Linked DNA regions of Homo sapiens: region 2 is linked to region 1. A link is a contact called in ENCODE Hi-C data. All regions are on one chromosome and are shown on one strand. The core of a region is the stretch at or near the end of the contact, and the rest is flanking DNA. Distances in the headings are between cores, read along the strand shown. Region 1 overlaps GMDS (GDP-mannose 4,6-dehydratase). Region 2 overlaps GMDS-DT (GMDS divergent transcript).

What was found. A loop is a pair of places that touch in the nucleus more often than their neighbours do. Pooled maps may share reads with other maps.
Region 2: a loop to region 1 is called in a map of HepG2, with 4 times the contacts of the local background. The contact joins two enhancer-like sites. A Hi-C loop is called at or near these places in 1 of 168 maps with a recorded cell type or tissue (HepG2), 1 of 37 single-sample maps with no recorded cell type and 2 of 50 pooled maps.

What each region holds. Positions count from the first base shown.
Region 1 is chr6:1,950,684-1,955,890 of GRCh38, forward strand. All of the region lies in intron 6 of GMDS (GDP-mannose 4,6-dehydratase), which reads right to left. Among named protein-coding and RNA genes, the nearest start is that of GMDS, 290 kb to the right of the region's middle. RefSeq lists an enhancer at 1,732-2,931. Within about 2 kb of position 2,213, at least 3 of the 41 ENCODE cell types and tissues checked have a DNase peak (open chromatin) inside an H3K27ac peak, as active enhancers do.
Region 2 is chr6:2,349,621-2,354,436 of GRCh38, forward strand. The region is part of intron 4 of GMDS-DT (GMDS divergent transcript); the gene reads left to right. Among named protein-coding and RNA genes, the nearest start is that of GMDS-DT, 110 kb to the left of the region's middle. Within about 2 kb of position 2,407, at least 2 of the 41 ENCODE cell types and tissues checked have a DNase peak (open chromatin) inside an H3K27ac peak, as active enhancers do.

The DNA.
Region 1 (5,207 bases), core at 963-3,462:
ATGAAGAATTTACTGTAAAGTAAAACTGAAGTGTAACGAAAAATGAGATGGCATTCATCTCATCTGTTACAGGTGGCATTCACACAGATTCTGCAAGCACATTTGGAAGGATGACATCCTAGGGCAGAGTTTCTTATCCTCACCACCATGAACCATCTGGACAGGACAGGCGTTTGTTATAGAGCCATCCCGTGCACACCACTATGAACCATCTGGACAGGACAGGCGTTTGTTATAGAGCCATCCCGTGCACTGTAGGATGTTCAGCAGCATCCCTGGCCTCTACCTACCAGACACCAATAGTAGCCCCCTCCTCCGTTGGGACAAGAAAAATATCTCCAGACACTGCCAGACGTCCTCTGGAGGAAAGAGCCACTCTCTCCCCATTCCCCACCCCTAGTTGAGAACCACTATTCTAGAGCATTAATCTTATCTTTACAGCAACAAATAAAGACAATCTTTAAAAAACAAATCAAAAGGAAAATTACCCCAAATTTTACTTAAATTTTGACAAGTAATTTTTACATGAATTATTTTAAAAATTCTGAAGATTAATTTATAAAGATAAATACAGTCAGACATTTTATAAAGCAAAGTACTTGGCAGCTAAAAAAATGCTCAAGACGAAAACTCAAAACCACAAGTTCATGAACCTTAAAAATGCCAGATTCTTTCAGTCAGGTGAATACTGTGTTTAGACTGATGTATATGATTTCTTATGAAGCCCATATTTAAAGGAATGTCCTATCTCATCTAGAAATGGCTCAGTATCTAAACAGTGCTAGTACACCATCCATTTGTGGCAATCTCACACGGTTAATTATGGGTATATTTAAAGTACTTTATAGCTTCCCATTGCCACATGATTTTTAATGTTTTATTTTTTATTTTGTGGTAGGGATGAGGTTTCACTATATTGCTCAGGCTGGTCTACAACTCCTGGCCTCAAGTTATCCTCCTGTCTTAGCCTCCCAAAGTGCTGGAATTACAAGCATGACCACCATGCCCGGCCTGATTTTTAATGTCTTTTATATTAGTTCTTCCTATTACCAACTTCTTGATAACAGGCAAGAGAAGTTATTTATTTCATATCACATTTATATTCTAATATTATAAAACTATGTTTATTGTAATTATTTCTGTCAAACATCTTAAAGGAATATTGCCTTTAAGCAAACTAATGGTCTTTTACAAAGATAAGAGCAGCTGAGACATTCCGTTTCCAACTTGTCCACTTGCTTCACTGCCAAGCTGAGGTGGCCCACTCAGTGTCACAGGGGTTTCTTTGCTCAAGTTCAACTCTAAAATTCGTATATATGTTATTTCCACAAATATGTACAATATTTACATGACTTCTCCTAGGATTATTTCTGGTCTCCGTGTTAGCATTTATTGGCTTCACGACCTTGGACAACTCAATCTCATGCTGCTTCTGTTTCCTCATTGCTGAAAAAAGGGAGATGAAAGAAGCTTTAAATTCCTATTTCACAAATTCTGAGGGTATTTTGGGAGAATACCTACAGGTGGATGTTAACTGGCTGCTCCCTAGAAGCTCTTTCAAGGAAAAAATAGTATCTAATGGCTTAATACACATTTTTAAAATTAAAAAATAGAGAAAAATAGAAGTACACATGAATTTCATTTCCACATACAGATAAAAAATTTGTAAGTTAAACAAGTTAGTCAAAATGTCTCTGAAAGTACCTGTGGAGTATTAAATCACTATGTCAAACGCAACACGAAGAGCTAATGAGCGTGCATTTTTCACAGTAAGGATGATGATGATGATGATAGCCAAACCCCTCTGATTCCTCAGCTGGGAGATGATTAAAAAAAGTTCTTCGTGACTCAGAATGAAATACAAAATAAACCAGCTTTCTGGAAGTATTTACTAGGATCTCATGAAATTCTGAACAGACAGTTTAGCAACGGAAGCGCTCCTGGGGGAAGAAGGTAGTGATGGATCTGTTGCAAGGCCCCATGGTCAGAGACAGAGGAGCAAAGTTACATATGGCAAGTAGAAGAGAGGCTCAGTTAGGCGTTAGGCAAATATGGAAAGGAAGAGAAAAGAAGATCCACAGGGAGAGAGAATGCTTTACCCAGACTGAGTAAATGTCCCATTCTTAAACACTGAGAGAAGAAAGAGTGGGAGGAGAATGGAAGAAATACGCTGTCAACAGGGAACGTGATTTCTTACTCAGGCTAAAGGTATCCAGGGATGAAGCCAATCCCTATGAGTGACTCACGGCTGGTAACCAACGGCCCACGAGGTAGGCTCATGTAACCAAACATCACCTCCTCAGTCAGTCCTGGAAGTAGAGGTTACTACATTGCCCAAACTTTCCTAATGATCGAAAGACTAAAATGAGTCAACATAAGAAAAATATCCTCATCGAAAGACGGAAATCTTCAACTGATCTCCTGCGGAAAGCAAAGGGCTGCTGGGTATGAGAGGCAGGCCTGCCAACAGCCGGCAGCACAGAACAACTTTCTCCGTCACACCCCTGGGTCAGGGCTTTCTCCTCCAGGACGTGGACCCTAGGAAGTCTCACAGAAACCGAGGCTGCTGTTCTTAGTGTAGGAAATCAAAGCGGCTAATTCTACACTCATACTGAAAACTGAAAAATCACATTTAAAAAAAAAGAATGCTGAATATTATGTGTGTTTCACCCTTTATTCACAATAGCTACTGTCATCAAAATTAGGAAATCAGGGATAATCTAATCATTAAATTTTTTAACCTTCCAAAAGTAGAAGGTAGAATGTATTTTTTGTTCCCTCTTAATTATCATGCAAAATGTTTTTTCTTAATTTAGAATACACTCATATTAGTGTTATTTATAGTTTTGTAAAGGTCACCATATTTGTATTTATGGCATGCCAAAGTACTCTGCCAATGTTAAGAATTAAGACATAATTAGCCCCAACTGGTTACATTACATATGTGATGAACAGTAGTTATTCTTCTTATTTACCTCCTAATGTAATAAACAGTCAAAACTAGAAATATTGTTAGCTTTACTAAATAGGCTTGCTTCCCATGTTCCAATTTATAGCATAATCTTTAAGAGTAGATTTTATTACTGGTAAATAACATATTTGAAAAGAAACTAATATACTTATTTATGAACTATTTTTAAATAATTAAAAAAACCTCTCAATATTTTCCCCATAGTTCACAACTTATATAATAATTAATATCTTTATGACAAGTCTGATTGTTTAGTTTTTCAAAGAAATGTAATAAGGCAAGAAAATTTTTGTACATGTCTATTTCCTCATAGATATTAAACAGTTTGAGATAATAAACAAAACCTTTTTCCCTAGAGAGTCTATTCTCTATTACAGATAATGTGAAGCTGTATTTCCAGTAGAAAGCTATCATTATATCCACATTTGTGGCAAAAAGAATACTGTATGTATGTAAATATAAAAATAAAGATATGTAATGGAACAGCCAGGGAGATACACAATTTCAGGTTTGAAGAAACAATACAAAAGGAAAAAGCAGTTTATTAAGTGTGTAATAATAGTATGTTTTTAAAAGCCCTGTACAACCTTAACTAAAAATTACTTTATCACTGAAAACCGTTAATGACCATCTGTGCCTTTTGCTGGTAGAGGGCTTGCCTCAGTGTCGATGGCTGCTAACTGATCAGGATGGTGGTTGCTAAAGGCTGGAGCGGCTGTGGCCATTTCTTACAATAAGACAACAATGAAGTCTGCTGCAATCACTGACTCTTCCTTTCAGGAAAGATTTCTCTGTAGCATCCAGTGCTGTGTAACAGCATTTACCCGCAGTAGAATTTGTTTCAGAATTGGAGTCAATCTCTCAAACCCTGCTGCTGCTTTAACAACTAAACCTATGTAGTATTATAAACCCTTCTTTTGTTATTTTGACAACATTCACAGCATCTTCACCAGGAATAGATTCCATCTTAAGAAAATACATTCTTTGTTGATCCATAAGAAGCAGCTCCTCATCAGTGAAAACTTTATTATGAGATTGCACACGATAAAAGCAGTCACATCTTCAGATTCTACTTTTAATTCTAGCTCTCTTGCTATTTCCCCCACATCTGCAACTACTTCCTCCACTTGGAGGCCAATGGAGGGCTATTAAGTGGCCTAATTTCAATATTGTTGTGTCTCAGGGAACGGGGCGGCGGTGGCAGGGGGTGGTAATGGCCAGTTGGTGGAGCAGCCAGAACACACACAATATTTACGGATTAAATTCACTGTCTTTTATGGGTGCAGTTCATGGTGCCTGAAAACAATCACAACAGCAAAACCAAAGATCACTGATCACAGATCACCGTAACAGATATAATAATAATCAGAAGTTTGAAATATTAGGAGAATTCTCAAAATGCGACACAGAGACAGGAGGTGAACACCTGAAAAAATAGTACCTACAGATTTGCTTAATGCAGGGTTGCCACACACCTTCAGTATGAAAAGAAGAAAAAAGCAATATCTACGAAGCAATAAAATAACATATGCCTAAACTCGTGTATTTAAGTGTACCCAAACAGAAAAAGTACAGTAAAAATGTGACTTTTTAATTATAATACAGTATGATAATCTTATGGGACCACTGCAGTCCATCATTTACCAAAATTTGTTATGCAGGTTATGATTGCCTACTTTTTTATTTTAAAAAACTGAGTACATATGAAAGAAAGCACCTGGTTAATGTCTGTGAATATCAGTATATAATACATAGTAATAGTTATTCATAAAACATATACTACTATATACATTTTCATGACTTATAGACATTTAATTCTAAAATTCTGTTATTCTTATTAATTTGTAGTAAATATTACTAAAGTGCTCCCATTTCATAAGAAGCAAGTCTATAGCACAAGTGCCATCCACCCTCTTGCTTTCACCAACGGAGTGACTGGAAGGCTGACTGAGGGATGCAAAGTCGCAGATTATTGGCTCTATTCCCTAAATCAGTGATTTCCAACTGTTGATCTGATGCTAGCATAGGTGATTCTTACATCTCTAGATGTATTACACGGTTCTCAAAACAAATATATTTAGAAAGAAAACCTAAATAAATAAATGAAGTCTTCAAAAAAAAAAAAGAAAAAGAAAGAAAACCAAAAATGGTTGGGATGGAGAAAAGACACAGAAGGCAGTCAAAACCGTAATGAGCACGTGTCCAAGCTCAGGAGTTGTGGTTGTTGGACAAACTA
Region 2 (4,816 bases), core at 1,157-3,656, 400 kb after region 1:
AATGATCCCATTGCCCGAGTAGCAGACATAGTACCCGATGAGTAGTTTTTCAGCCCATGCCCCCAGCTTCCTTCCTTTTGGAGTCCCCAGTGTCTATTTTTCCCGTCTTCATGTCCTTTTGTGGTGAAGCTAAACATTGGTTTAGCCTATAAGTGAGAACAGGCCGGGTGTGGCGGCTCATGCCTATAATCCCAGCACTTTGGGAGGCCAAGGTGGGAGGACCACTTGAGCCCAGGAGTTTGAGACTAGCCTGGGCAACATGGCAAGACACTGTCTCTACAAAATTTTTAAAAAATTACCTGGGCATGGTGGCATACACCTGTAGTCCAAGCAACTTTGGAGGCTGAGGTGGGAGGATTGCTTGATCCTGAGAGATTGAGGCTGCAGTGAGCTGTGATCACACCACTGCACCGCAGCCTGGGCTGGGCTTTTGAGACAGAGCAAGACCCTGTCTCAAAAGAAAAAAAAAAGAAGTGAGAACATGAAGTATTTGGTTTTCTGTTTCTGTGTCAATTCGCTTAGGATAATGGCCTCCAGCTGCATCCATGTTGCTTCAGGGGACGTGTTCATTCTTTTTTGTGACTTTGTAGTACTCCGTGGTGTATAAGTTTGATATTTTTTCGTTCTTATTTATTTATTTATTTATTTGAGAGGAGTCTCGCCCTGTCGCCCAGGCTGGAGTGCAGTGGTGTGATCTCGGCTTCACTGCAGGCTCCACTTCCCAGGTTCATGCCATTCTCTTGCCTCAGCCTCCCGAGTAGCTAGGATTACAGGCGCCCGCCACCACGCCCGGCTAATTTTTTTGTGTTTTTTAAAAGAGACGGGGTTTCACCCTGTTAGCCAGGATGGTCTCGATCTCCTGACCTCGTGATCCACCCGCCTCGGCCTCCCAAAGTGCTGGGATTACAGGCGTGAGCCACCGCGCCCGGCTGACATTTTCTTTATCCAATCTACTATTGATAGTCACCTGGGTTGTTTCTATGTCTTTGCTGTTGAGAACAGTGCTGTGATAAACATACAAGGGCAGGTGTCTTTTGTGATTTATTTTCCTTTGGGTGTATACCCAGTCATGGGGTTGCTGGGTTGAATGGTAATTCTATTTTTGCTTCTTTGAGAAATCTCCAAACTGTTTTCCACAGGGGCTGAACTAATTTGCATTCCCACCAGCAGTGTATAAGCATGCCCTTTTCTCTGCAGCCTCACCGGCATCTGTTATTTTTTTGACGTTTTAACCATAGCCATTCTGACTGGTGTGAGATGGTGTCTCATTGTGGTTTTGACCTGCATTTCTCTGGTGATCAGTGATGCTGAGCATTTCTTCACGTGTTTGTTGGCCGTATGTATGGAGACTGACGTTTATGTTGGATGACAATTATGGGGAAAAAACTCACCAGGACTACGTAATATAATCTTCCTTCTGTGTAGAAAGAGGCATTTCCTATGTCCCCAGACCATCACACTGACTCTACAAGATTGGGTTCTCTTGTCGTTATGGTGCTACAGGGCAGGATGTCCAACTCTGACACTCAAGGGAGATCAGGTGCGTTATAGGTAGTGTGGTTTAGTAGAGTGAAAACTATCCAAGTCACCTGGAATCCAGACATGAAGCCATCTTGATAGAGGGCCCAAGGGTAATCCACTTCAGTAGCCAGGAACCTGTTGAGCAAATGCCAGCTTGTGATAAAAATTTATTGTATGGATCACAGTGTCCCATAAAGTAGAGACTCTAAATGTTAAAAACAACATTGGCTGCTTGACTTGATTAGAACGCAGCAGTTTGAGATGTTTAAATGTGAAGGGCGAGAGGCTTGGCTTCCTATGTTTAAGGAGTTGATCTCGTGATGTTTGGAGAGCCCAGCTTTGAGATGCCTGGTCTCTCCTGATGCTTCCCTTTGATTCCACAAAAGGGAGGGCCCGGTGGCTGCTGAATGGTACAGTCTGAGGCGATGACAGAGGCTGCAGGTCTCTGCCAGCATTGGAGACCCTCAGACACAGTGTGGCTGGTGACCACTGGAGGAGGCAGGGTTCAGGTTCCTGGGCATCTGCAGGCCAGCTCTCAAACCCCCACCCACCTCCCACTTCCCCCCGAACCCCCGGCTCTCCACAGCTTGCACCTATCCTATCTGGAGTAGTAGTGAGAGTTGTATCCCTTAATTCCCATTTTTATTGGGTTTCTGGACAATGCTGGAAAGCATTCAAAATAGCTCATATTTTACTCTTACCTTGTGAGTCTAAGTAAAGACCCATTCATTTCAAGAAAAATAACTTGCTTTTGGTTCTGTCCCTGGAGCTAGAAAGTTTGCTGTTAAGTAGATTGATTACGCATCAGCCTGGAATAGCTAGTTCCTTGCTGTGTGGCCTTGGGCAAGCCACTCAAGTGCTCTGGGCTGTCATTTACTCACCTGTGAACTAAGAGGGCTGAACTGGATGATATTGAAGGTCCCTATTAGCTCTAAGTCAGGGCCCAGCATGCAGGCATATCAAGTTTCTTTTCTTCATTTTCAAAAAGTAAGCTTCTGAGAATATTTTTGACCATATTGCAAAGTCAAATAATTATTGAGTGAGTCTGTTATTTCATGCCATTCCTTTTCTACTAGCTAATCTAGTTTGCAAAATACCCTATGCTGCTGGTGAAAGGAAAAAAAAAAACAAAGTGTGAACCCAAAACTCATGATTCATTCTAAGTTAGTTCAACAGATTAGTTCCTCATTCTCTCAGATCTCCAGGGAAGAGACATCAACACCAGCCCATCGCTGATACCCTTTGTCCTGGCCTCCGGAGCGCTCCCTGCACAGTCCCAAGTCTGCAAGAAGGGGGATCTTTTCTTGAAAACCTACAGTGCTAATAATTGTCAAAAATATATAAATTCTAAATTTAAAATTTAAGGTATTGGTGCCTATGAAATGTCCCCAACACAAAGAAATGATAAATGTTTGAGATGATGGAAATGCTGATTACCCTGATCTGATCACTCACTTTATATGTATTGAAACATCATTATGAACTCCATGAATATGTATAATTGTTATTAGTCAGTTAAAACAAATAAAACTAAAAATGTTTAACGATAAGAAGAAAAAAATGTTGTGTTGTCAACACTAAGTTTTAAAACACGCTATAAGGTGGTTACTGAAAATTGCCTGCTGTGCTTGGTATGTTGTGCACAGCATTATGGTTATTTATTTGGGGGTGTTTCTGGTTGTCTTCTCTTGCCCCTGTCGCCACACACAGCCCATTGTGCAGCATTATGAGTGTCTCTTGGGCCAAATTTTCTGATCTCAGGTCCAGGATTTTTATTTCTTAGTGATAATAGTATGCATTTTTAAAAAGTATAAATGATTAGTATCAAATTCTAATATGTAGCTTTAAATTGGAAAATTTTTAACTAGAAAAATTTTAACATCATATACAGGCTAGAGTCTTTTTTTCTGCCAGTCTTTGTGGATTTTACTGGAAAAATATACATACATCCCATGATAGAATTTATTCTCTAGAAGATGATTGGCAAACTTTGGCCTGCAAGGCCAAATCTGTCCTTCCTCTGCATCTGGTACTACTCTTGAGTTAAGAATGGCTTTTACGTTTTTAAGTGGTTATGTAGGTGCCCACGTAATAGTCTCGACTTTACCTCTTGGTCCCCAAAGCCTGAAATATTTATGATCTGATCTTTTAAGAAAAATTTGCCAACTCTATTCTACAGAAAAGGAATGAACAACTAACTCAGCAATGCATATGGAGAGGAGAGGAGCATGTAAGTAAACCTGAGAACTTTGGTAATAAAGAAAGAGAAAATTTTATTCAGATTATACAGAAGTATTTACATTTATAAATGCCTCTTTGACAATATGATCGGTTTCAGTTTATCTTGTTGGCATGATTCAAAGCCCTGGTGTCAGAGATTGTTCCATTAAGTAGGCAGATTACACACACACACACAGATAAGGACATATCAAGTAAAAGCACAATTAAAGAGAAGTTCGTGGGAAGATCCTGATTTGCATACCCAGAGTGGGTCTGTATACACATTAATCTGACAGCGGCCTGGACGATTTTAATGTTTCTAACTCCGAATATAAACTTGTGTTTCTCTCATGCAGATGTTGCCCTTTCTTCTGCTTATAGGAAAATTCCCATGTAGTTTCAAAGCCCTGTCATGGGCAAGGTAAACAGTGGTGCTAGCTGTGAACAGATAAAATGTATATCCATCGATTAACTAAGCCTTGGAAATGAAACACGTCCTGTCTCTTGAATGCTGTACACAGAGCCAAGAGAAATAGACGGATCATCAGGCTTTACAAAGGGAGTTCACAGTAGTCGCTGATATGAGGGAATAATATCTTTGAAAGTTTCAAAACACAGATAAGATGAACTCATTTGTATTTCTTGGGAAATACTCTTCTGAAACAATGAGAAGCTCTTGCCAGGTTTAGGCTGTTCTGGTATGCAGTCAACACCGCCACCAGCTGGCCTAATTGAGAAAGACTATTTGTGCCTAAATTTCTCTTACAGAAACTATGTGATAAAAATAAAACACCTGGCAGAAGGACGCAAAGCTCTATCATTTCAAAATTCAGTTTTTTTCCTGTTTTGTGAAATGGCTTTCACAGAAATGTGCCTTTAGGTGTGACTGTTATCTTTTGATAGGAGTGAATACGTATTGGTATCATATGCAGCTACAAACCATTTCCAATATACGTATAAAATAATGGGAATTATGGATCTTTGTGGTGCTAATAATTACGTTTGTAAATACCCTGGTTTCCATTTTTTTGTCTTTCCATTTTCAAAATATGTGTATAGTGGAGACAAAGGAGAA